Regions from separate parts of the Mus musculus genome. Here regions 2, 3, 4 and 5 are each linked to region 1. A link is a loop called in an ENCODE intact Hi-C map of the cell type or tissue named here. Cell type or tissue: heart. All regions are shown on one strand.

Region 1 (5,000 bases):
CTTGGTATCATGTGGACAGTTTCCTGCAATGCGTCTAGAGGGGGAAAGGAGGTGGGGGGGAGGGGGGAGCACAGCAAGACGGCTCAGTCTTTAACGGAGACTGCTGCCAAGCCGGACAAACTGACTCTGATCCCTGGGACCCCTGTGGTGGCAGGAGAGACCCAACTCCCGCCAGCTGTCTTCTGACCTCCATATATGCCTGGTGACACAGTGCCCACTTACCTCCCACACACAAAATAAATAAATGGAATTACATTTTTTAGTTTAAAATTTAAAAAAAATTAAAACTCTCACTGCCCGTAGGCAGGACGCTCCCCCTCATCCCAGCTCTGGCAGCTGCTCATCCTCCATTATGGCACGTCCTGTGAACGGAGTCTGCTTTTTTGCTCTGGCTTCTCCCTCGCCACCATCCCCAAGTCCACCCCTGGTGAAGGCCATGCCTTTGCTCCATTCATTTCTGTGGTCCCATCACATCCCATTTTATGTATGGGGGGGGTTTATTTACTGAGACAGGGTCTCGCTGTGTAGCCCTGACTGTCCTGGAACTTGCTATGTAGACCAGGCTGGCCTTGAACTTGGAGATCCACCTGCCTCTGGGTTCTGGGATCAAAGCACTGTACCTGGTCCATGTGTTTTCTTCTTTCAATTTCGATTCTTTCTAAAAAAAAAAAAAAATTTTATTTATTTATTTATTTTATGTATATGAGTACACTGTAGGTGTACAGATGGTTGTGAGCCTTCATGTGGTTGCTGGGAATTGAACTCAGGATCTCTGCTTTCTCCAGCCCCACTTGCTCCTGCTCCAGGCCCCGCTCCCTCTGGCCCAAAGATTTATTTATTATTATATGTAAGTACACTGTAGCTGTCTTCAGACACCCCAGAAGAGGGCATCAGATCTCATTACGGATGGTTGTGAGCCACCATATGGTTTCTGGGATTTGAACTCAGGACCTCCAGAAGAGCAGTCAGTGCTCTTAACTGCTGAGCCATCTCACCAGCATCCTCAATTCTGATTTTATGTACACGGTTGTATTGCCTACATGTATGTCTGTGCACTGCATGTGTGCAGTGTCGTCAGAGGCCCAGAAGAAGATGCTGGATCCTCTGGAACTGGAGTTACCGAGGTTCGTGAGCTAGGACTTGAACCTGGGTCCTCTGGAAGAGAAACTCGAGCTCTTAACTGCTGAGCCCTCTCTCCAGCCCCAAATGTTTTTTGAATTAATTTGTAAGTACTGGGGATCGTGCTAGGCAAAGGTTTTGAGCCTCACCTCCAGCTGGGAGCTCACCCTTTAAAAAAGATTATTATTGTGTGTGTGTGCATGTTGTGTTTGTGTGTGTGTGTGTGTGTGTGTGTGTGTGTGTGTGTGTATGTACCTATGGACATACAGGTACCACAATGCCTGTATGGAGATTGGGAGAACCCTGCTATCAGCTCCCTGCTGCCCCCTTGTGGCGCCAGAGAATTAGTTTAAGTCCTAAGTGCCTCTACCACCTACTGAGCCAACTTAAAGGGCCCTGCCTGGACGTTTTTGTTTTAAGAAAAAATACAAAGTGGAGACAGAAATCGAGAACTGGATCCAGAAATATGACATGGAGATGGGCGAGAAGCAGGTACGTGCCGGGGGTTCCTCCTGAGGGATTGGGGGAGGGAGGGTCGGGTAGGAGCTGCTCAAGGTGGCCTAGGTATGAGACTCCTCCCCTGGAGACCCTTTGAAAGAGAGAAGCTGAAACTGCTGAAATCCAGATTCATCCTGAAGCACGTGGCTCCACCTAATAGCCACCTCCCATGGTCCTCTCACAGCCCGGCTCAGCTCCTGCCTGCTCCCGGTTCACAGGCGAGCCCTCCTCCCCCACCCCCACATCACTCTGCACCCAAAAGGTCCAGGTGCCAGGCTCCCGAATAAAGCAGGGAATCGAGACGGTTCTCACTGTCGTCTGAAGGTTTCAAACTGGCATCGCTCATGAGCTGTGCCCCCTGATAGATCTGTAGATGCTGGTGGGAGGGAGGGATAGAGAGGAGGAGGAAGGAGGGCACAGAGTAGCTGGGAATAAGAGGAAAGGGAGAGGGAGAGGGAGAGAGCGGGGGGGGGGAGGGGGGGAGAGGAGGAGGAGGAGAAGGAGGAGGAGGAGGAGGAGGAGGAGGAAGAAGACGACTCGGACCAAGAAGAAGATATTTTTTAAGGGCCCACCCCACTACCCTTCCACGAACTACTTCCTCCCGGAAGGGCTCTCCTCCTGTCTGTTTAGCGATCAATGCATCCACTGGGTAACCCAGAGATGAGCTTGGAGCTTTCCCGATTCAGTCACTACTCAACAGCGCCACCTAGTGGGTACCAGGTCTCCAAACCAAGTGTCTGTGAAGGACCAGTTCATACTGAAACCCGAAGGTCTCTTGATCCCAGAAACTGGCCCTGGTATTTGGAATTGTCCCAGTGTTTCAAGTGAGGAAAACCAGAGCTCTCCTAAAGGTGGAGAGAAGCTAACAGATGGGATGCTAGCTCAGTAGGATGCTTGCCATGCAAACCTGAGGACCCAAGTTCGCATCCCCTGCATCCCATGTGAGAAGTGAAGGCGGCAATGTGCACCTGTGGTCACAGTGCTGGGGAGGGCACAGGCAGGCTGATCCTGGGAGTTTGCTGTCCAGCTAGCTCAGTCACATCAGCAAGCTCCAGGTTCAGTGAGAGAGCCTGGCCTCAGGAAGTAGGGTGGAGAGCCCGAGGAGGACACGTGACCTTGACCACCAGCCTCCACCTATAGTCACACACACACACACACACACACACACACACACACACACACACACACACACTGCATTTATTCACATGTGCATTTACACAAGAACAAAAGCACATAGGTTTGCACAACTCACCACCCTTGGTCCTCCCTCCTTTCTGAGATCTGCTCAGCCGGGTCTTTCCTGGAGCGAACCCAGGTATAAATATACAGACAGGCTCTGTATCCTACCTGGCTGGGCTGGAAGCCGGGCATGGGGAACGGGGAGGCCATGCCGGGTGCTGCGCACCTCCAGCCATGCCCCTCGCATAGGACGAATACGAGGACCTGGAGAGCATCCACAAGGAGGAGAAGCTGCAGCTGGAGGAGCTGAGGGAAAGGCACGCGGTGCTGGTGGAGGAGTTCTCTCAGATCCGGGCCGAGAGCGAGATCAATTCCAAGAAGCGGGTGGAGGCAGAGCGCGAGATGGTGCGCATGGTGAGAGCCGCCACGCTCATCCAGGCGGTGTGGAAGGGCTACCTGGTGCGCTCCATACTCAGGTCCAAGAAGAAGAAGCGGGGCAAGGGGAAGGGCAAAGACAAGGGGAAGGGCAAGGAGAAGCCCAAGGAAGAAAAGGCCAAGGAGAAGAAACCCAAGGCCAAGGGCAAAGGCAAGAAGAAGTGACCACATCCTGGTCTGGCCCCGCCCCTGTTCAGCTTCCACCACGCCCTACCGGGTCCCAACCAAGCCCCTGTTCTGTCCCAGCCCTTCCATCCCTGGCTTTAATGATGGCTAAATTAAAAAAGACAAACAACAAAACCCGTTTCAAACCACACTCAGTGGCTCACCCTTCAACAGACCTGTCTGTCCCAGGCTGAGGCTGAGGCCGTGGGCGCAACATCCTGAGGAGGGCGCAAACTTCGGATCCCCATCCTACCACACCTTCATTGAAAAATGAGGCCCTAGTCTTAGCTGAACTGTCAGGAGGGCAGCAGGGGGGTGGGGGGTGGGGGAGGGGTTGTGTGCTCAGACTGTTCCATGAGTTTTAAAAAGTACCAGTTGCTAGAATTTCACGAATTGAAAATTCTCCCATAGAAACTTAACAGCCCTTTCTGCAAGGATGTCAACACCCCTGACATCCCAGTAGTTGGGCCCTGTGTCTCTCCATGCAGCAGCAACCACTCTGCCAGCTTTATTTCCATGTAGCCCAGAGTGGCCTTGAACTTAAGGTGATCCTCCTGCTTCTGATTCCTAAATGCTGAAATCACAAGCACGCGCAGCTTTAACTAGCTGACTCCTTTCCACTCTGAAAAACAAAGTATGTGGGAGGGGGCAAGGGAGGGGGACCCTAGTGGCCCAGCCATGGCTTTAATCCCTTCAGTCAGGCAGAGGCAGGCAGATTTCTATGAGTTTAAGGCTAGCCTGGTCTACCAAGCTAGTTCTAGGACGGCCAGAGTTACATGGGGGCAAACCCTGTCTTGCAAAAAAAAAAAAAAAACAAAAACAAAAAACAGGAAAAAGGTTTATTTATGTGGATGTGCCTACAGAGGCCACAGCTGGGTGTGTAGTTCACTGGAGCTGGAGCTAAAAGCCTTGTGAACCACTTAAAGAGGGCGCCGAGATCTGAACTCAGGCCCTCTGACAGAGCAGTAACCCACGAGCCATCCCTTCCATTCCTACTTTGTTTTAATCTTAAAATGTGTGTATGTGTGCACATACCCATGTATGCCCATATATATATATATATAAAATCATGTATCATGTGTGCCTGGTGCCTGCAGAAGTCAGACGGTGTTGGCTCCCCTGGAATTGGAGTTACAGGCCTTCTGACGTGGGTGCTGGGAACCAAACCCAGGTCTTCTGGAAGAGCTGTAAGCACTCTGAGCTGCTGGTCCTCTCTCCAGTCTCCCCCCTTCCTCCCTCCACTTTTTGTGGTTCCTGTCCACAGCCAGACTCCAGGCCTGGTGTCAGCTAAGCTGGTGGCCTCACCCTGAGCTTCAGCTCTCCTTCAGTGTAGACGGAAGAATGTTTCTAGCCTGTGTCTTCTCAACATGGAAGGATGGGACAGACAAACAGGAGGGAAACCAACCAATTCTTCATGAAAGTTCTAGAAGCTTCAATACCCTACATGGCTAAAGCACAAAGCATGTCTGTGTCCAGGCATGGCTGGGGCACCTCTGCAGGTCATTATATATGTCCCTGGGCCTGGCTACCCCTAGACAGGGGTGAGATACCCACTGGGCTCTCTGGAATGTTCAGGGAGGGAGGGGGCAAGGAGAGGCTCAAGG
Region 2 (5,000 bases), 77 kb before region 1:
GGGGCCCACCTGGACTACACTGTAAGTTCCAGGATAGCCAGAACTATGTACAGTGAGACCCTGTCTTTTTTTAAAAAAAAGAAAATTACAGAATGGAAGATTTCACACTAAATCTCCCAGCGTTGTCATCTTGAGATCTGGACTTGAGTCCTGAAGGAAAACCTGGCAGAGTTCAGTCCGAGGTGACTCGTGAATGTGTGTAGGCAGCTTGTCTGACCCCAGAGCCCTCCGTTGCCCTGAGAATGACCCCGCCACGCTGGCTTTCCCCATTGGTCCCGGAGTGGCAGTTTCATTTCTGCCTTGTTTTGACTGAAGAGCACACAGACTCACCGGGCACTTTCTGGTTTCGCCCATGTCTTTTCTTAAGCTCTGAGGTAACACACACCTCATTTCTCTCTCTTCTGGCACCTCCCCTCCACCCTAGGTTGGTGGGGTGGGAGCCTGCGGCCAAAGGCATGGGTGAGCATGGCGCGACTTTCATGCCAGGGTGAACCCAGAACCACATTTGTGTGATGTGTGCCCAGTTTATGGAGGGGGAGGAGGAAGGCAGATGGGGGTACCTGGGAGCCTAGTACCCTGCCGCCTCTGTCTCTGGGAGAGTTATGGCCCTGCCTCGCACCAGGGGAAGTCTGGAGCCTACTTTACAGCGGCTGACTGGGGCTTTCTCTAGGATGTAACCCAGGGCCTCACACGGCTGAATGTGAACAAGCCTGGGCTTTGACCCCAGCTCTCACTTTTTATTTTATTTTATTTTTCTAAATGTGCATTGGTGTTTTGCCTACATGTGTGCCTGTGTGAGGGTGTCAGATATCCCAGAATTGGGGTTACAGACAGTTGTGAGCTGTCAATTGGGTGGTGGGAATTGAACCTGGGTCCTCTGGAAGAGCAGCCAGTGCTCTTAACCACTGAGCCATCTCTCCAGCCCCTCACTTATTTTTGTTGTTATTGTTTGCTTGTTTTGTTTTTCGAGGCAGGGTTTTTCTGTGTAGCCCTGGCTGTCCTGGAGCTCACTTTGTAGACTAGGCTGTCCTGGAACTCAGAAATCCGCCTGCCTCTGCCTCTCAAGTGCTGGGGTTAAAGGCATGCACCACCACTGTCCGGCATTATTTTTTTAATTTTAGATAGTCTCAGTAGGTACCCCAGACTATCCTTGAACTCACTACACAGCAGAGGATGACCATAAACTCCTGATCTTTCTGTCTCCCGAGAGCTAAGATTACAGGCGTGTACCACCCTGTCTGGTTTATATGATCCTGGACTTCATGCATGCTAGGCGCACTGTCTACCCAGCCAGCTGCTTCCAAGGCACGCTGCCCCACCCCCTTGCTGGCAGTTTTGAGACAGTGTTTCATTTGTATTGTGACAGCCTTCAACTCTCTACTTAGCTGAGACAGGTCTTGAACTTCTGAACCTAGTCAGAGTCGGCGTCCAGTCCGTCCATCCAGTCCTGTCCCCCCCCCCCGCCCCCCCCCCCCCGCCCTGCGTCACTGTGGGGGCTAGCGGGAGGAAGTGGGGAGCCAAGCCTGGGGGATCCCAGTTCCCCTTCTTGCCCCACAGATGGCATCTATGAGATCGGCGGTCTCCTTCCTGTCTGGGCTGTGGTGGTGATCGTGGGCACAGCGCTGGCTTCAGTGACCTTCTTTGCCACGTCTAACAGAGAACCCCCTAGACTGCACTGGGTAAGAATTGGTAGCCTCTCCGGGTGTGGTGGCGCACACCTTTAGTCCCAGCACTCAGGAGGCAGAGGCAGGCGGATTTCTGAGTTCGAGGACAGCCTGGTCTACAAAGTGAATTCCAGGACAGCCAGGGCTACACAGAGAAACCCTGTCTCAAAAAACCAAAAAAAAAAAAAAGAATTGGAAGCCTCTGAAGGGTGGCCTGGGTATGTTTCTGGTGTGGTATGGTGAATGGCAAAGTCTACCCTGCAGATGAGCCGAACCCCAAGCCATTTGCCTATTCGGGCTTCTTTTTACTTTGAAGTGAATTGGATTTATTTTTATTGAGCTATTACTCACATACTTTTCAGTCTTTATGTTTTGTTTTTATTTTTGTTTGCTCCCTTATTTTCTGTTTTTTTCAGATTTATTTATTTTTATGTGTATGACTGGCTTGCACATGTGTCTGTGCACCATGTGCACGCCTGGTACCCTAAGAGGCCAGAAGAGGGTGCTGGATCCCGTGCAACAGGAGTAACCTGAGGTTATGGGCCACCCAATGTGGGCACCAGGAACCGACCCACTCTGCAGGAGCAGAAAATGCTCTTAGCTGCAGAGCCAACCCTTCCAGCCCTGACTTCCTGCTTTGTTGGCACAGAGCCTTGTGTAGCCCCGAATGACCTCGAACTCATGATTCCTCCTGCCTCCGACTTCCAGTGCTGGGATCAGGTGTGACTGTGTTTCAGGATGCTGAGGCTAGGCCAGTGCCCTGCCAAGCTATGCCCCAGCACCAATGGGTTTGTCTCCTTCAGAGCAGTGTGAGCAGTTTCAGGCCATCTCACCTCCTCAGAACCATGTGACTGGTTGACTGGTAGCCTCGGCCTCACCAGCCCCTACAACTTTCTCTCTCTCTCTCTGGATCTTTCTTCCCCTGCTTCTTTTCTTTACAAAAAGAAATATTTCTTTTTACTACATTTTTGCACGTGTGTGTGTGTGTGTGTGTGTGTGTGTGTGTGTGTGTGTTTGTGGAAGTCAGAGACAACCTATAGAAGTTGGTTTTCTCCTTCTACCTTGTGGATTTGGAAGATTGAATGCCGGTTATCAGACTTGAGAGCAAGTTCCTTTGCCCCTTCTCCCTCCCTCCCTCCCTCCCTCCCTCCGTCCATCCATCCATCTGTCTGTCCGTCCTTCCCTCACTCTCTTCCTTCTCTGTGGTACTAGATAAGCATTTACCACTGAGCCATATCCTCAGCCCGCTTTGGGGATCTTGCTAAGCAACCTGGACTTGAACTTGAAATGCTCCCATCTGGGCCCCTCTGCAGAGCCCATCACACCCCAGCTGTGTTCCGGACATCAAGGGTATCATAGTAGACTGTGTCTTTCATGCCTGCTCTCTTTTGATGGCAGTTGTGTCTTTAAGGGCGATCCCTGATCTCACGTGTAGCTCCTTCCTTTTCTGAAGAAGGCTGTGCTAGGGTGGCACCTAGGGCCTCAGGCCTGCCAGAGAGCATCCCCTTTCCTCTGTCTGGGTCCCACCGCCACTGCTACTCTGCCACTGTGTCACACCACAGCCTGGCCTGGGTTGTGGGTACCTGCTACCCAGTTTACAGATAGGACATGTTCTGCTGGGGACCGGCCGGGGTCCCATCAGGATCCCCATTCCCTCCACAGCTCTTTGCTTTCCTGGGTTTCCTGACCAGTGCCCTGTGGATCAATGCAGCCGCCACAGAGGTGGTGAACATATTACGGTCCCTGGGTGTGATCTTCCGCCTGAGCAACACCGTCCTAGGGCTGACCCTCCTGGCCTGGGGAAACAGCATTGGAGGTAACTTGGAGCTCTGGGTTGACTCTTCTCTTCCCTAGCCATACTCAGAGCTGGAGAGGACATCCAGTGTGTGCTTCCTCTGCACTGACGGGGTGCCCGCTGTCGCTTTTGAGTGACACTAGGAATCTGGGGAGCGTGTCACTAAACCACCACTGGACTGAAACATCCCATAGGGGCTTAACTTGTTGGATGCTTGAAACACTCCGCAGATCCCCAGAGTTCAGGCAGGATGTGAAACCCATTACAGCCAACCATGTTTAATGCGCGAGTGTGTGTGTGTGTGTGTGTGTGTGTGTATGTGTGTGTGTGTGTGTGTGTTTATATGTTGGGGAGGGTGATATACAGGCTGTCACACATACAGACCTGTTTAGCCACAGCAGCCAGTTATGGTTGTCCAGGCTACACACCAAACAGGACCATTCAAGCATGGATCTGGGAGTCCAGAATCTAGCTGTTCTCAGTTCAGCTCTTTGAGCATCTTACCCAAAGCACACAGAGGTGCCCTGAGAGCTTGTGGGGTATAGCAGTGCACCCTCAAGGGGGCAGGCCCTTATCCATGTTTGTTGACTGACTAGCTGTGTAAACAGGAGTCCGCCCCCAACACACATACACACACACACACACACACACACACCATATTCTCTCTATGCAGATGCCTTCTCAGATTTCACGCTGGCCCGCCAAGGATACCCTCGGATGGCCTTCTCCGCCTGTTTCGGGGGCATCATCTTCAGTATCCTTTGCACGGCTTCTCCGAGCCTCTGTGTGGTGGCGTCTTGGCTCTGAGAGTCATGGTGGACTCTGAGCACCCCACCCTTGGTTCTGGCTGGGGACCTGGGGCCTCACTTTGGCATTTGTAGATGGGGAATTGAGATTCCAATCTTGTGGGACTCATGTGACAACCTCAGGTTGGTACAAAGGAAGCAATCTGGAATGAGTCATAGGGGTGGGCAAATGCAAGGCACAGGTCCCTTGGCCTCAGTTTCCCCCAACTGCTGGGTGTTCACAGGTATCAGGCATATCTGACACTCCATTTGACTCCCATAGGCCAAGGGCAAACTGGGTTCTTTTTTTGTTGTTGTTTTGTTTTGTTATGGTTTTTCGAGACACGGTTTTTCTGTATAGCCCTGGCTGTCCAAGAACTCACTCTTTAGACCAGGCTGGTCTCGAACTCAGAAATCTGCCTGCCTCTGCCTCCCAAGTGCTGGGATTAAAGGTGTGCGCCACCACTGTCCGGCTTAAACTGGGCTCTTGACACCCAGTGTATTAGAGGCATTAACCCTGGGGCCCAGGGACAATAAAAAAGCCCACACATGCTGTGGGGTCTCTGAGCCCAGGGCCAGGGTTGAGCCGCCGAGTGAGGTAGGGCTGCTAGGGTGGGCGTGGGCTCCAGCAAAGCTTCCTGAACCTATGGCAGACATCCTGGTTGGTGTGGGGCTGGGCTGCTTGCTGCAGATCATCAGGAACCACGTTGTGGAGGTGAAGGTCAGTAGTGAGGTTGCAGAAACTCTTGGGAATAC
Region 3 (5,000 bases), 460 kb before region 1:
AATGACCAGGAGGTGTTTTCTGTGGGCAGGTGACAGGATTGGTCTAGGTACAAGCAGTTGGCAGCCCAGATGACCTGGTGTTTTCCCCCACCCCATTCCAGGCCTGCCTTGACATCAACTCGGAAGAAGCAGGTCCCCAAGAAGCAGACGACCTCCAAGATCCTGGTGCGGAATATCCCCTTCCAGGCCAACCAGAGGGAGATCCGGGAGCTTTTCAGGTAGGTCCCCACACTGGGCTGTGTGCACAGCGCCCCCTGGAGGCTGCGAGGCTTCCCAGGTCCTGACTGATAGTGCTTTAAGCCCACAATGGGGCTTTCTAAACTTTGCCTTTGGTCTGGCTTCCGTAATCTCAGAGATTATGGTACAAGAGTGCCCTGACCTCCCTTCTCAGAGGCAGGAGGATGTCTGGGTGTGTGCCTGTACTTTAGCACTGTCCCCAGATATCAGGAGAGATAGCAGTTCTGGTGGCTGCAGCCTGTGGTTCCCCTGTGGGATTTACCGATATCCCTCCATGCAGGCTTTGCTCCTGGAGAGTCATTTCCTTCAAGGTGGGTCCCAGACACTGGGACCTTCACCTCAGGTCCCCAGAGGACCCTGTTGTCCTCATGGGATTAAGATACTGGCCTCAGTTGCTCTCTGGAAAAAGCCATTTTGGGAGGACAGTGAATGTGACATACAGAACACAGGCCATGGTCTGTTAGTACAGGATGCAGTCTCGGCTTAGGGCCCAGGCAAGTGACGAGAGTCAAAGACAGCCTGGCTGGGACAGGGGTAGGTTGTCTTTAACTTCAGGGCTCTCCTTCCCTGGCCGTGACGGCACACAGGAGCCTGATGCAGGAGCCTGGGTTTCGTCAGGCTCATTCTGCTCGTGGTTTGAAAGGTGGTCCATCAGTTTAAATTCTTTTTTCCCCAACCTTTTTGTTTTATGTATGAGCATGTAACTTCCACTCACGAACTGTGTGCATGCAGTGCCTCCAGAGGCCAGAGGAGGGCATGAGATCACCTGCAACTGGAGTGACCACTGAGCTGCCATTTGGGTGCTGGGAATGAACCCGGGTCCCCTGGAAGAGCACCCAGTGCTTTTAACCACTGAGGCAGCCATGTCTCCTCCCTCTGTATGTGAACTCTTACAGTCTGATCCACACAGGCCTCAGGCTGACCACCCCATATGTGCATAGAAGAGCATTTTCACTTGGGTGGCCCTGTATTGAGTCTCAAGTTAAAGGAGACATTTCTGTGATCCCATGAGGGGGCACTGGATCATGAGGCACCCCAAGGCACGCGTTCTCAGAGCATGAGGTGGGGCGTTTAACCTTTCTGTGCCATTCGCCGAGGTTCAGCTGGGATTTTGGAGAACACAGGGGCCTTGAGTGCCCCTCCACCCCGCCCCCCCCCCCCACCGTGGCCTGCTGAGGCTCTGCCTGGGGAGGAGCCATGTCAGGAGCGCTCAGCCTCTGCTTGTCACTGTCTCGGGTGATGTCTCTGGTAGAATGACCTGTCTGCGTCTTGCAAGGCTACATGACAAGTGCTAAGTTAGAGAGGGAATTATCTTTGTGAGGCTTGCGTCTCTCCTCTTGCTGGGAGGTTAAGAGATGGGATGCTGCTTGGGGAATCGGCTTCAAAACCCATCCCTTTTCTCCCTGTTCTTCCCCATCCCCTGGGGTGGGGGTGTTCACCGCTGCAGTCAGCTCAATCAGTGCTGCATGCTGTCCCCTCTGATGTCTGAGCTCCGGTGCCTAGTGATACGGGTCACAGTCTGGGACAAGGGGCGCTTTTTTCTTTTTCTTTTCTTTTTTCCCCACATACCAGCATCCGGCACAACAGTCAAAAAGAGAGGGAGAGTGTTAGCTCCCGGCTCGCCTGTGGTGCCTCTGCCTCTTTTTTTTTTTTTTTTTTTTTTTTTTTAAAGAGTCCCAATCTCACAGCTGCCGCTTCAAAAGGAGTTGCTAAGAACCGTGCGTGTTGATCAGGAACCACATCCCTCCAAGATGACAGTGTCGCCCGGATCCACGGTGTATCAGGGATGACATTTATCCAGGGAAACAATAGACTGCAAGGCAGGGGAAGGTGCTTTGTTTGATCTGTGTATTATACTTCCTCTTTAGCAGACAGGGAATTAGTGTCTGCGGAATGTACTTACACTCGGCGTCTCTTCCCCTCCGCCATTGTTCTGACTGAGCGGTCCTAAACCCCTGAAGCTGGAACTGTCCTGGACAGGCACTGCCTCGCTTTTGTTAGCTTCCCAGTGGATAGATAGAGAGCTGGGGCCGATTGCAGTGGTGGACAGCAGGGGTCACTGTGAGACTTTCCCAGGGATGCGAGGCCCGTGCCTCAGCTCTGATTCTACACAAAGCCACCCACCGGCCAGCGGAAGGTCACTGACTGAGGGGAAGGAAGGCTTCAGGGTTTGGGAGAACTGGTTGACCTACTGTGTCAGGCAGGATTGGGGGCGCTTCTCATGGTAGATACACCCGGAGTCACAACCCACGTTCCTGGTATGTGCCTGTGTGCTGGGCTCTGTGCCTGGTGCCTGCCATGCTGGCTGGCTTGGAACTCGCAGCCCTGGGCATGGGAGGGCTTCTGCTGTGGCCAAAGTGAACTTGAAGCTGGCCAAAGTGAACTCGAGGCACAGCCTGCTCAAGACTGCACATCTAAGCTGGCCATGTGGCTTTCAGGGCTCTGACCAGAGCTTGGTCTTGTATATCTGTTTTCCTCCCATGTTTATAAAAGGACTTGTCATCCCCAGGTTGTCTTGGTGAGGACATCGGTGAATGTGTGTTTGTATGAAGCACTGTGCTAGGACCCCAGGGAAGGCACCTGTGTCCGGAGTATCCTCTCTTCTGCCGCTGTCTGTAGAGGGCCAGGGAAGAGAGAGGCTGTGAGGCTCTGTGAGGGGGCAGTCGCAGTGGCTGGTGACTGTGGTTCAGCATCACCCAAACTGTAGGAGCACTACCTGTGTCTTTACCCACAGTGCAGAATCCCAGAGGTTCTTAGTGGCTTCTCTCATCATCTCCCATCAGCCCCAAGGATGCTTGGAGGACCCGCCTGCCCAGGCCCCTCTACCCTGTGGAAGGACCAGCAGGGCTGCTCAGAGTGTCTGTGCACCGTGTGTGTGTACACACTGCAGCTCAGGCTGTGTAGCTGCAGCCATGGGCACAAGCCCCAAGGGCCCCCCCCCCATTGCCTTCCTTGGGACGGCCTTACCCAGAGTCTCTAATTTCAGGAAAGGCAGTGTCCATTCTGAAAGCTGATGCTTGGTTTTCACAGGGGGCAGGGAGGAAGGTTAGGATGTTTGGAAGCCAGCCCACCCAGCCTTGCTCAGTTTTCTCCTCTGTTGGTGTGGAACTGTAACTTGACTCCTGCTACCTCCCTGTTCCTGCCTGGGGGAGGAATGGACAGACAGACAGGAGGGAGGGAGGGTCACTAGCATCATTCTCAGTCTGGCGGGCACAGTTTAGGCTGTGCCGTCCAGTGGTTTCTTTCCCCCCAAGTGACTGTAGCATCTTTGGGGCCTCTCCTTCCTCACTTTGGGGTGGAGACAGGGAGCTTGCCAAGCCATAGGCTCCCCTTTGGTCCCTGTGGACTCAGCTTGGAATTTTGGAAGCCTAGTGTCAGGAGTCCAAGGTGGGAAAGAGAAGGCCTGAGTGGCAGGCAGGGAGGATGCACAGCCACGGCCTCTTACAGCCCTCCGCAGATCCCCTGGGCAGTTTCTGCTCACACGTTTTCATTCTCGAGGTATAGAAAAAGCACTGTCCCTTCGCTGTCTGGTTAGGGTGCTCTTGTTCCGCTCCCCATCTCTGCCCCTCACCTACAGGTCCTTTACTTTGCCTTCCTCGCCATGGGGTGCAGGCCATCTGTGTGAGGGCAGATTAGCTTCTTCCTTGCCTGTACCTGAGAGGATGAGGAACACGCCTGAGCTGTCCCAGGCCTACAAGCTATGTGCCTCCTTCCTCAAAAGACACCACACTGATGCTACAGAGGATAGCTAACAGTACATATAATAGAAACAGCCTATTCCTAGGTGGCCTGAGTGTTTTCCCTGGTCCCCAGCCAGTGACCGGGGAGTCTAGGTGCATGGCTGTTCTGTGGGAAGGCCTGCTGGACAGTGGTGGCACATGCCTTTAAGAAAGGAAGGAAGGAAAGGAAGGAAGGAAGGAAGGAAGGAAGGAAAAAAGGGAAGGCCCTTACTGTTGGCTCCTTGTCTGTCCCAGACCATCCCTCTGCCTCAGTCTCCTCTGTAAAGTATTCCCTACTGTTGCCCACCTTCCCAGAATGCAGAGCCCTTGGGATGTGAAAATTGCCCCACAGAGGCAGGGCCTGTGTCCCTGGAGCTCCAGAGGCCCTGTGGTCCCTCCTAAGACTGGCTGTTGCAGATTGTCATTGTCGCCTGGCTCACCACAGCCTGCGGTACCATTGACAAACTCTAGGCCATGCGTGGCCCAGATATGGTTCATATGGGCTGGCAGGCAGTGGTGAGCTAGCTCCTGAAGTGAGCTGCCTACAGCCTTGGATCTGAAGATAGGAAAACTCATCAGCCTGAGTCCCACACAGCTCTGCCAGCTGCCACTGGTTATGTAGTACTCACCAGAGAAGCTCCCTGCGCGGCTGGCCGCTTGCTCGCACCCCACCCCACCCACAGGCAGGAGAGGTTGAGCTTCTCCTGGATTTGAGACTCTGTAGCCCCTCCAGCTTCCTCTCCCTCCTTCCCATTCTCCCTGCGAGCTCCCCAAGTGGAGATACGCATGTGCCCACGTGATTATCTACTTACTGAACAAAACCCCACTCTGGACTGTAAGGTCCAATATCACCAGAGTCATACAGTGTGCACGGGAGCCTGGTGCCCAGTGGATACGCAGAAGATGCTCACAGAGTATGCGACCCACATATGCAGCCCTACTGGGCAGAGCCTTACCCTAAAATGCTGATGAAGTCCAAGTTGGGAGGCACAGAGAGGGTAAGCAGTTTGCCTAGGGTCACACAGCTCTGTGGTGCTGTAGTTA
Region 4 (5,000 bases), 350 kb before region 1:
AGATGAGGGACTCTGGAGAGCTGGCCTCAACTCCTTTGCTGATGTCTCAGGCTGGCACTTCAGACTCTGCCTCCTAAAGAGGGAGAGTGAAGAAACACCATCTTCTTCGGGGGAAAACTTGGGAGGGCTTCCGTGCTCCAGGAGTCCTCCATACCCTGAGAAGTACTTCAGAAGGTGGGCACGCACTGTGAGAACTGTAGAGAGCTGGGCTGGGGAGGTAGTGAAGTTGGGAAAAAGTTTACTCTAGAAATGTGAGGACCTGAGTTCAGGCTCCGGCACCCTGGTTACAGTGCATGTGTAACCCTGGTGAAAGTGGCATGTGTAACCCTGGCTAAAGTGGCATGTGTAACCCTGGTGAAAGTGGCATGTGTAACTCTAGCACTGAAGAAGCAGAGACAGGAGAATACCTGGGGCTCACTGGGCAGCCAGCCCTGGTGAATTGGTGAGCTTCCGGCTCATTGTCTCAAAAAACCAAGGTGAAGAGGAATTGAGGAAGCCGGGTGACAGCCACTTCTGGCTGCTCCATGCACACACGGCACTCCCCTTCATGAGGTTGGGGAATCTGAGGTGTTGTCTGAGAGATGGAAAATCAAAGCTTGTTATCTCAGATCTCTCAATGATCACAGCTTGGGCTAAGACAGGCTCCTAGCTGACCATCAGTGAGACTCAAACAGGACTAAGTTCTTGGTGACAAGAGACCATATGCCCAGGATGGAGGACAGGACCTGAACCCTGCTGGAAGGTGATCTGCAGAGTCTGGGATAGACTCTCTTAGACAGGCCGATCCTCCAACCTCTGAACTCAGTTCTCAAAGTCTTTCCAGGGGGCACCCTTGACCCAGAATGAACTGTAGTTCTTTGAGGTTTGTTTTTGAGATCTGAGTCCCTGAAGTGGAGAAGGGGAGGGAGAGGGTTCAGTATGTAACTGGGATCAGGGCTCAGTATGTAACTGGGATCAGGGCTCAGTATGTAACTGGGATCAGGGCTCAGTATGTAACTGGGATCAGGGCTCAGTATGTAACTGGGATCAGGGCTCAGTATGTAACTGGGATCAGGGCTCAGTATGTAACTGGGATCAGGGTTCAGTATGTAACTGGGATCAGAGTTCAGTCTATAACTGGGATCAGGGCTCAGTATGTAACTGGGATCAGGGCTCAGTATGTAACTGGTATCAGAGTTCAGTCTATAACTGGGATCAAGACTCACGTTGTGATTCAATCTGTGGCTGTGCCCCAAGCTCAGTATGTAATATGTTGGGTTCTGGGGGGGTAAGCCTCCATAACTCATAAGTTTGGCAAAAAGAGGGGCAGTGCTGGAGTTGGGGATCTGGGGGCTTGTCTCAGTGGGTGAAATGCTTGCAGCATAAATATGAGGATCAGAGTTTGATCCCTAGCTCCTGTATCAAAGCCACATAAAGACAAGTAGATATGGCAGCCTGCCTGTAACCCCAGCAATGGGCGACACTGTCAGGGAAGTCCCAGAGCAGGCTGCCTAGCCTAGTTGACTGAAATGAAGCACTCCAGATTCAGTGAGAGACCCTGCCTCAGTTGAGGAAGATACTTGAAGTATCCCAGGTATCCACACACATGTACACCTGCACACGCACACAGACACACATACACACACATACAGAGGCTCCTGCACACACGCACACCCACATACATTCAAACATGCATACACATACGAACACATACCACAGAAAGGGATAAAACGACAGCTTGGATTGTGAGTGGGAGTAGGGCTCTCTCAGACTGTAATAAGGCTTGGGGCTTGAGCTGATCCAGGATCAGGGATCAGGCTATAACAAGGGTTCCAGGTTGAATCTATAACCAGCGTCAGCGTTCAGGTTCCAACAAGAGCCAGAGCTTGCACTGGAGCCAGGATGAGGGTTACACCACTAGCCACTTATCAGCCTGCTTGTTGGAGGCTTACACAGCAGAACCTGTGTGCTGAGCACTGACGTTGCCTCCCCCCAGGACCAGATCCTCTGTCCAGCCTCTACTTCCCCTTCCTTGCCCTGTAGCCTCAGGGCCCCTGCTTGGGCTGGGTGTGGCCTTGGGCACCACTGAGCTCCAACACTGTACCCTATGCTTCCTTCCTTCCTCCCTCCCTCTGCCGCCAGCTGCCGGCTCCGTCTGCTCGCTCCTCTCCTCTCCCCCTCTCTGCCTCAGAGACAGCTATAAGTCTCCCGTGAAATATATACAGTGTAAATATATAAAAAGCTTGTGCCTGCCTGCTGCTTATGTATTCATGAAATAGTAAATAAATTTTATGGGATAATTTGAAGGCTGCCAGGGAGCCGGGAGATGAAAACGAAGGCCTAATGAGATGGAATATCGGGGCAGCACACGCGATCGATCGGCTGCTGCAGGCTCGACTGGGAGGAGCCTGGCTCCGGGGGCCCAGGGCCACAGGACTAGGTGCTCCTAGGGGCTTCGGGGCTCATAAACTATGGCAGCGGTGGAGGGAAGCTAGGGAAAGCCTGCAGAGAGGAGACGCTCCCTGAGTTCTTTCCGTCGCTCTGCGGGGGATGCGCTGTGAATCAGCTGAGTGTCTTCTGTAGTGCCTCAGTTTCTCCACATGTCTGATGAAGGCCCGGACGGTCCCCTCAGAATCTCTGACCCTTGCCCTGTGTTTGGCGCATGTAAGGACAGGCTTACTGAGTTTTTAGCGGTCTTGCCACCACGCTTGCCCACGGGCCTGAGCAATCTAGTTTATTATTCAATTAAGTTTTGGTTTTCCTATCTCTCAGTAACGATCAACTGATTAAATAAACAAGGGAATGAATGAACCGATGAGGGGAAAAAAAATCCAATCCTGCTTACTTTTTTTCACCCCTCCGTCACCACCTTGGCTGAAGCCACCAGCAACCATTGCTTGGGCACACCCGCAGGAGACTTAAGGCCGCCGAGGCTGCATACAGGTCATTTCCCCATAACCGCTAGAGGGCTCTGGCTAAACTAATAAATCAGGCCATGTCCCTCTTGGTCTCTCCTGTGTCTCACAAAGAATCTGTCCCCTCTGCTGCCCAACCCTTCACCCACTGCTCTTCCTGCCGCTCCTGGATTGCACCCCAGGGCCTTTGCACTGCCTGTCTCCTTCTTCAAACGTACTTCAGCCCCATTCCAAACTTCCCCTAAACCCTGCTCAGCTACATGGCCCTCTGTTTGAAACCCAGCTGTCCACTCCTTCTCCCCATCCCCCTTCTTGCTTACCCCCAGCATCCCCCCACCCTAACAGGCAGCAAATTTTCCTCCTGTGGGATCCAGAGGAGTGGAGATTTTGGGGTATCCATGGCAGACACCCCAACCCCACCCCATTCCCAGAACACTGTGCAGCATGCAGTAGACACTGTGGGTAATGCACGGTGAATGAGTGACTAAGGGGCTTTCCAAAACTGGTGTCTTCATATGTTGAAAGTTTAATTAACTAATTAGTTATGCTGGGAATGGGGCCCAGGGCCTCCTACATTTCAGGCCTCACTAACATGCTCAGGTTGGCCTGGAACTCACTCTCTCAGGCAAACAAGCACCAGCCTTTCACAGTGGGCCTTTGCAGTGGGGAAAGGCCAGACTGCACAGGACCTTGGCAGACCTCAGGGCAAATTCACCAGGCAGTTGGGCCACTATTTCGCCTTAAAGAATGACTAGATGGTTTTTGCAGGAATGCCTCCAAAGCTCTCCTCAGGGTCTGTGAGACTGTCAGGAAGTCTGTCTTAGAGCTAACTTAAACTCCACAAACTGCAGTCTCAGCTCAATCTCATTCTCAGGGGGCGGGGGTGGGGGGTGGGGAGAGAGCCTGTGGAATGGCCTTCACACACCTGGACTCTGAAGCACATGGCATCCCAAGTTTGAGGTCTTTCTAAGAGGGCTGGAATTGGACATGTAACTGGGTTCCATCACTCACTTGATCCCTGAGCTTCAGGCATATCAATAAGCAAGCAGAGGGGGCCACATCTAAGTAAACAGCAGGCAAGCAGTAAAGAAGTAAAGCATTGAGCTCCAAACTGGACTCACAGTAAGTACCCAATTACAATAGCTGGAATCAGTGTGGTCTAATGACCACAGGGCCCACTTCTTCTGGTCCACATGATAGCCCAGGGCTCCCCCGGGGGCACAGTGCTAGTGGCTAAGGGGATTTTCTGAGCAAGGATGAATACACTCTGTATGTTGGCCATTCTAGTCAGAAACAGGTAAGCTCTGGGGGCCAGGCGCTACCTGGCAGCAGGGTCTCTTCATCTTCCCCAAATACCTCTTTCACTTGTCTCATCCTCCTTGTCTTATCCTCCCTTCCAATGTTGACCCTCCTCTCTTCCAAGGCTCACCCTCCTCCCTCCCAAGGCTCACCCTCCTCCCTTCCTATAGGCTCATCCTCCTCCCTTCCTATAGGCTCATCCGGCTTCCTTCCAATGCTTATCTTACTTCCTTCATCTGCTCACCCTCTTTTCTGATGCCTCATTTCTGCCTCAGCAGCAGGCTGACCCTTCGCAGGCATCAATAGGACCTTTCTCATCCAGCAGAGTCGGTTAAAATCAGTTGAAGCACTTAGTAGGTCCTGTGTGCTCAAACTCTTTCTAGAAATTTCCATGGCTTTGTATATGCTGACCTCTGGTCCCTCACAGTGTTACTCCACCCCCGTCCCCCGTCCACCACCCCCGCTATGAAACAAGGTCTCACTGTGTAGACCAGGCTGGCCTCAAACACAGAGATCCACCTGCCTCTGCCTCTCAAATGCTGGAATTGAATGCATGGCACACCATGCCTGGCTCATGTGCTGTCCCCTCTGCTCCAGTTGGTACCCGCTTACCTCTTCTTTTGAGGCCTTGTCTCTTAGGGTCTCCTGACACCCTTCCTGCCCTGGTCCCCAGCCTTGGCTCTCTGCTCAGAGCTTCCTAGGGGCTGTCAGCTGAAAAACCCGGCTGCGGCTCTCTCCTGGACACTCCATCTTGTCTCTCTCCCAGGGTTCCAGAGCAAGCAGGAAACAAGCCTTGAGCTCTTCGTT
Region 5 (5,000 bases), 100 kb before region 1:
CCCAGCCGCCGGAGCTCCCATCCACGGGGGCCGCCATCGCGAGCCGCAGCCGGGCCACGTGACTGCGTCCCGAGGGGCGGGGTGGGGGCGGGGCTTGTGCTTGGGCTTCCGGGATGGGCGTGGTCTGTGTTCCTGGAGAGGCGGGGCCTGCCTTAAAGGACTCGCGCTCTCTGTGGAAAAAAAAAAAAAAACCGCTCAGCATCCTTCCCTCCCAAGGAATTTCTTTCTGGTTTTTGTTTGTTTGCTTTTGCTTTGTTTTTAAATTATCCTTCCTCTTCCTCACCTTTTTTACTTATTCTTCCTCTTCCTCACCTTCTTTTAATTTTTAATATTTTTAGATTTCTTTTATGTGTATGATCTGCATGGTGTGTTTGTGTGTGTGTGTGTGTGTGTGTGTGTGTGTGTGTGTGTGTTTTTGGGAATGTGGATGCAGGTGGAGGCCAGAAAAGAGTGTTACATTCCCTGAGGCTCTGTTGTGAACTGTCTAAATGTGGGTGCTGGAATTCGAACTCAAGTCCTCTGCAAGATCATCGAGCCCCCTTTACTGCTGAGCCATCTCCCAGCCCCGCAACTTCTTTTTCCTATTTGTCCATGAATGAAGTAGTCCCAATATGTTAATCAGGTTAGCCCGAGCTACAGAGTTAATTCCAGGCTAGCCTAGTACACAGTATGAGATCCCGTCTCAAAGTAATTTTTATTTAAAAAGCTGGATGTTGGAGGACCTGTACCTGTGCTTTTGAGGTCTGCAAAATAGTCTGGAATAAAGAGTGAGAATCTGTCTCAAAATGTACACAAAGAGAGGCAGTGATTGGCACTTCAACCAATGCAGGTGTCAGACCTTCAACCAGCAGCCCCAGGCCCCAGAAGCCAAGGGTGTGAACATACAAGCTGTCCTCAACGCAGATCAACATCTTTGGTCAAGTTGCTGGCCAACTTTGCCTCTGGTCAACCAGTGACAAATGCCACGGGTTCACACATACAAAGTGACTCACACCTACGATTCTAGCACTGAGAAGGACTGAGGCAGGAGGATTGCAAGATGTCCAGACAAGCCTGGAGTACAGTGTGAGTGAGACCTGATCCCATACCAAAAAAGAACTCATTCTGTCCCTCTTCCCCTACCCTGATGCATAACCTTTCTAGAATGTTTCACAGAGCAGGAAAGGTGTTTCCTGAGGGACATATTTAAAGACACACCGGTAAGCCCGGCAGTTACTGGACTGAGGCTGGAGGGTCACCATCTTGAGACTTACATAGACTAAATAAGTTCTCATCATTAAAAAAAAAAAAAAGGATATGAATAAGTGAATGAGTGGTTTGCCTGCATGCACGTCTGGGCACCAGGTCTTGTTCTCTTGGAACTGGAGTTACAGATGGTTGTGAGCCACTGTTAGTTGCCGGGAATCGATCCCAGGTCCACTGAAAGAGCAGCCATTGCTCTTAACTGCTGAGCCATCTCTCCAGCCCAGTCCTGTCTTTAAAGAAGAGAAAAGTTTAAGGTCCCTTAAACTTTTTTTTTTTAATGCATGCTTGTAAACCCAGCACTCTATAGGCAGGGGCAGAAGGATCAAGAGTCCAAAGTTAGCCTCAGATACACACTAAAGTTAAAGAACATTGTTAGGGGACATTAGATCCTACCTAAAAAACATAAACAAGATACTACCTAAAACCTCACAACTGCCTGCTTACCCTAGAGGCACTCCCCTGCCATTCCCTGGCATAAATCCGAGTCTCTTCTGTCATCTGTTAATCCCTTACTGCAAACACTTTCTGTCGCCAAGTCCCTAACAGGCTGGGGAAACTGAGACCCAAGCAGATAAAATGACTTCTAGTCACAAAACTAGAACCTTCAGCACCGGGAGTCGAACAGTTCGAAAGCACCGTGGACGCTGCCCTTCCCAGCCACCAGGGGGCAGACACAACCACAGCCACGCTCGACTTTCCTGCCTCCCTAGGGAAGGCCAGGCCCTGGCTGGAGGGGGAGGAGTCTGCTTTGGGTTCCAATCCTTCCTCCCTGCCATAGGTGAGGTCACGATTCCAAGCCTCGCGGACTCAGTGAACACAGCCTGACCCACAGGAAAGCTACCAGATGCTAGGCACACGAGAGAGGCACAACAGGAGTGTGTGATCGCTGGGGACTAATATACACAGAGCACGCGCACAGATGCACAAAGGCACACACTCGCTGACGCAGGTCCATGTTATTCCCCAGCCTGGGTGCCTTCTAAGCATGTTGTAGTGGTCCAAATCGGTGACTCTCAAGCCTTTAATACATTTCCTCATGTTGTGGTGACTCCTCCCCCCAACCATAAAATCATTTCCTTGCTGTTTCTTAATTGTAATTTCACTACTGTTATGACTCGTAATGTAATGCAAATATCAGATATGGTACATGACATGACCCCTGTGAAACGGTCATTCAGCCTCCACCAAGGGGGCGTGACCCACGGGGTGAGACCACTGCTCTAAAGCGCCTACACACGGGAATGCAAACAGAAGAACCTGAGTTAAGCCCCCAGCACCCATGTAACAAGCCAGGCACAGTCTTCCATACACTATAATCCCAACGCAGAAGAAGGCAGAGACAGGAGGCTCGCTGAAGTTCACCAGCCAGCCAGCCTTGCTGAATGACTGTCCCCCATGCTCAGTAAGATACTCTCTCAAAAAATAAGATGGAGCCAGGTATGCTGGCTCTCTGTGAGTTCCAGGCCAGCCAGGGCTACATAGAAAGACCCTGACTCAAAATAGTAGTAGTAGTAGTAATAACTATTTACATAATATATAGACAATATATTTTATAATGTAATTTATAATATATTTATAATATATGAATATTTTATATAAACTATATAATATAGTATGTTAATATAATATAATTCTTAGCCTGGAACTTACTTTGTACACCTGCCTGGCCTAGAGCTCACGGAGATATTCCTGCCTCTACCTCCCAAGCTCTGGAAGGAGAGGTGTGTGCCGCCATGCCTGGCTGTTCTATACTTTAACATCACCGTAGCGGAGTCCATAGGGGAGCAGCAGTATTCCCATCAGCGAGCAGCAGTATTCCCATCCAATCCCCTGTGCTGAGCACTTGGCTTACTTCCAGTTATTGCACAGGCGTGCTGTACCGACTGTTGCAGCCAGTGCTTGTGATCCACAAGGGTCGTTTTCAACAGTTTCCTGAAGGGACATTCCAGCTGAGGAGCACGCAGCAGCCAGGCAGGGCCCATGAGAAGTTTCTCTCACATAACACCATCTGCTACTTCTCCAGCTCCCGAGACAGTAAGGAGCTCCTGTGACTCTCTGCCCATCATTGAGAAGGGGACTAGTTAAGGTAAGGACATCACCGAGAAGGGTACTAGTTAAGGTGAGGGCATCACTGGGAAAGGTCCTAGTTAAGATGGCATCATTGAGGAGGGGACTAGTTAAGGTGAGGGCATCACTGAGAGGGGGACTAGTTAAGGTGGGGACATCACTGAGAAGGGTACTAGTTAAGGTGAGGGCATCACTGAGAAGAGTACTAGTTAAGGTGAGGGCATCACTGGGAAAGGTCCTAGTTAAGATGGCATCATTGAGAAGGGGACTAGTTAAGGTGAGGGCATCACTGAGAGGGGGACTAGTTAAGGTGGGGACATCACTGAGAAGGGGACTAGTTAAGGTGAGGGCATCACTGAGAAGAGAACTAGTTAAGGTGAGGTTCATGAATCTTTAAGGAACCTCTTGGTCTCAAGGCCTCTTAGATTGAAATAGAAAGTTCCATTTCTCTTTCCACTTTGGCTACCCCTGACCACTTCTGCAAGAATTGTCCCCAGGTTCTTTTACTATGTCCCAGCTGCCACCCACAACCTGATCTTCGAAACCCGTGGGCATGCTGAATAAGTATGGGGGCAGATTTGGCCTTAACCTGTGTGTGAACCAGGAGATCAAACCTGGAGGGGAAGACATGGCTGCCATCCAGACTTTTCCTCTTCCCATTGCAAGCCCTGGGGACAAACACTTCATCTCCACCCCGCCAACAGCTGCTTCTCCCATTAGTGAAATGGAGATTACAGCTCCCCTCCTGCAGGGCACATACACACAAGTATTGTGGGTCCCCAGTCAGTAGCTGCAGTTTGCTTTGGTTGCTTCGTTTGGTTGTTGTTGTTACTGCTGTTGTTGCTGTTATTGTTGTTTGAAACAAACAGGGTTATTGTGTAACCCTGGCTGTCCTGGAAGTCCCTCTGTAGACCAGGCTGGCCTTGAACTCAGATATCCACCTGCCTTTTGCACCCAAAGCATGCAAGCGCTCTTGCTGCTGCCCACCACCACTACTACCCAGTTTTGTTTTGATTTTTTTTTTGTTTTTTTGTTTTTAAGATGGAATCCTTTGTAAGCCCAGGCTGCCCTTGAATTTACTCAGTAGCCAAGGTTGACCTAGACCTCCTGTAATGGCTATTCCTGGTTGTCAACGTGACTATATCTGGAATGAACTACAATCTAGTACTGGAGGGCACACCTGTGATCCAGGTCTTGAGGCTGGAAGACGCAGGTTTCTGACCTGGATCTTGGCATGGAGATGGTGAGGCATAGTGGCTATGAAAAGCTTAGGCCAGGGCAGGATAGTATACACCTTTAATCCCAGGAGAGGAAGGCAAGGAGACCTCCGAGTTCAAGGGCAGCCTGGGACAAAATAAATATCAGATTTAGGCATGGTGGTACACACCTTTAATCTGGGCCACCTCTTCTGCTGGAGACCTATATAAGGACATTGGAAGAAGGAAGATCTGCTCTTCCTTGCCTGCTTGCACTTACTTGCCAGCACATCTGTTGGAACCTACTTCTACAGAAGACCAGCTGAAACACCCAGCCTTGTGGGACTGAGCAACTGCTAGATCCTTGGACTTCCCATTCACAGCTGCCCATTGTTGGGGGTAGTTAGACTACAGACCATACATCATCACAACAAATTTCCCTAATATAGAGAGACATTCCATATGTTCTGTGACGCTAGAGAACCCTGACTA

Evidence for each region. A loop is a pair of places that touch in the nucleus more often than their neighbours do. Peaks named below come from ENCODE experiments on the same cell type or tissue, not always from the same donor. Only the 100,000 strongest peaks of a DNase experiment are listed, where the experiment ranks them.
Region 2: it touches region 1 in a loop (2.8-fold over the local background); 20 of 42 quality-filtered maps call a loop at or near these places.
Region 3: a loop joins it to region 1, with 3 times the contacts of the local background. A loop is called at or near these places in 12 of 42 quality-filtered maps.
Region 4: a loop joins it to region 1, with 3 times the contacts of the local background. A loop is called at or near these places in 2 of 42 quality-filtered maps.
Region 5: a loop joins it to region 1, with 9 times the contacts of the local background. A loop is called at or near these places in 36 of 42 quality-filtered maps.

What each region holds. Positions count from the first base shown.
Region 1 is chr5:120,603,590-120,608,589 of GRCm38, forward strand. Iqcd (IQ motif containing D) reads left to right here. Exons shown (of 5, transcript NM_029408.2): 4 at 1,540-1,611; 5 at 3,046-3,524. The coding sequence ends at 3,396. Among named protein-coding and RNA genes, the nearest start is that of Rita1, 6.5 kb to the right of the region's middle. In heart, CTCF peaks have their summits at 1,459 (motif pointing left) and 2,325 (motif pointing left); DNase peaks (open chromatin) are centred at 1,452, 1,843, 2,312 and 3,202; H3K4me3 peaks cover 886 bases; H3K27ac peaks cover 627 bases.
Region 2 is chr5:120,526,184-120,531,183 of GRCm38, forward strand. Slc8b1 (solute carrier family 8 (sodium/lithium/calcium exchanger), member B1) reads left to right here. Exons shown (of 16, transcript NM_133221.2): 12 at 1,558-1,679; 13 at 3,327-3,480; 14 at 4,133-4,213; 15 at 4,898-4,965. Among named protein-coding and RNA genes, the nearest start is that of Slc8b1, 17 kb to the left of the region's middle. In heart, a CTCF peak has its summit at 2,134 (motif pointing right); DNase peaks (open chromatin) are centred at 1,591 and 2,313; H3K27ac peaks cover 251 bases.
Region 3 is chr5:120,143,896-120,148,895 of GRCm38, forward strand. It overlaps Rbm19 (RNA binding motif protein 19), which reads left to right. Exons shown (of 24, transcript NM_028762.1): 21 at 102-218. Among named protein-coding and RNA genes, the nearest start is that of Gm10390, 7.1 kb to the left of the region's middle. In heart, CTCF peaks have their summits at 262 (motif pointing left), 979 (motif pointing right) and 2,286 (motif pointing right); no DNase peak of the experiment used is centred here; H3K27ac peaks cover 646 bases.
Region 4 is chr5:120,249,844-120,254,843 of GRCm38, forward strand. No RefSeq gene overlaps it. Among named protein-coding and RNA genes, the nearest start is that of Gm31836, 17 kb to the left of the region's middle. In heart, a CTCF peak has its summit at 2,933 (motif pointing right); no DNase peak of the experiment used is centred here; H3K4me3 peaks cover 791 bases; H3K27me3 peaks cover 4,697 bases.
Region 5 is chr5:120,503,555-120,508,554 of GRCm38, forward strand. It overlaps Plbd2 (phospholipase B domain containing 2), which reads right to left and starts at 69. Exons shown (of 12, transcript NM_023625.4): 1 at 1-69. The coding sequence starts at 37. In heart, a CTCF peak has its summit at 1,895 (motif pointing right); DNase peaks (open chromatin) are centred at 1,987, 2,427 and 3,957; H3K4me3 peaks cover 428 bases; H3K27ac peaks cover 442 bases.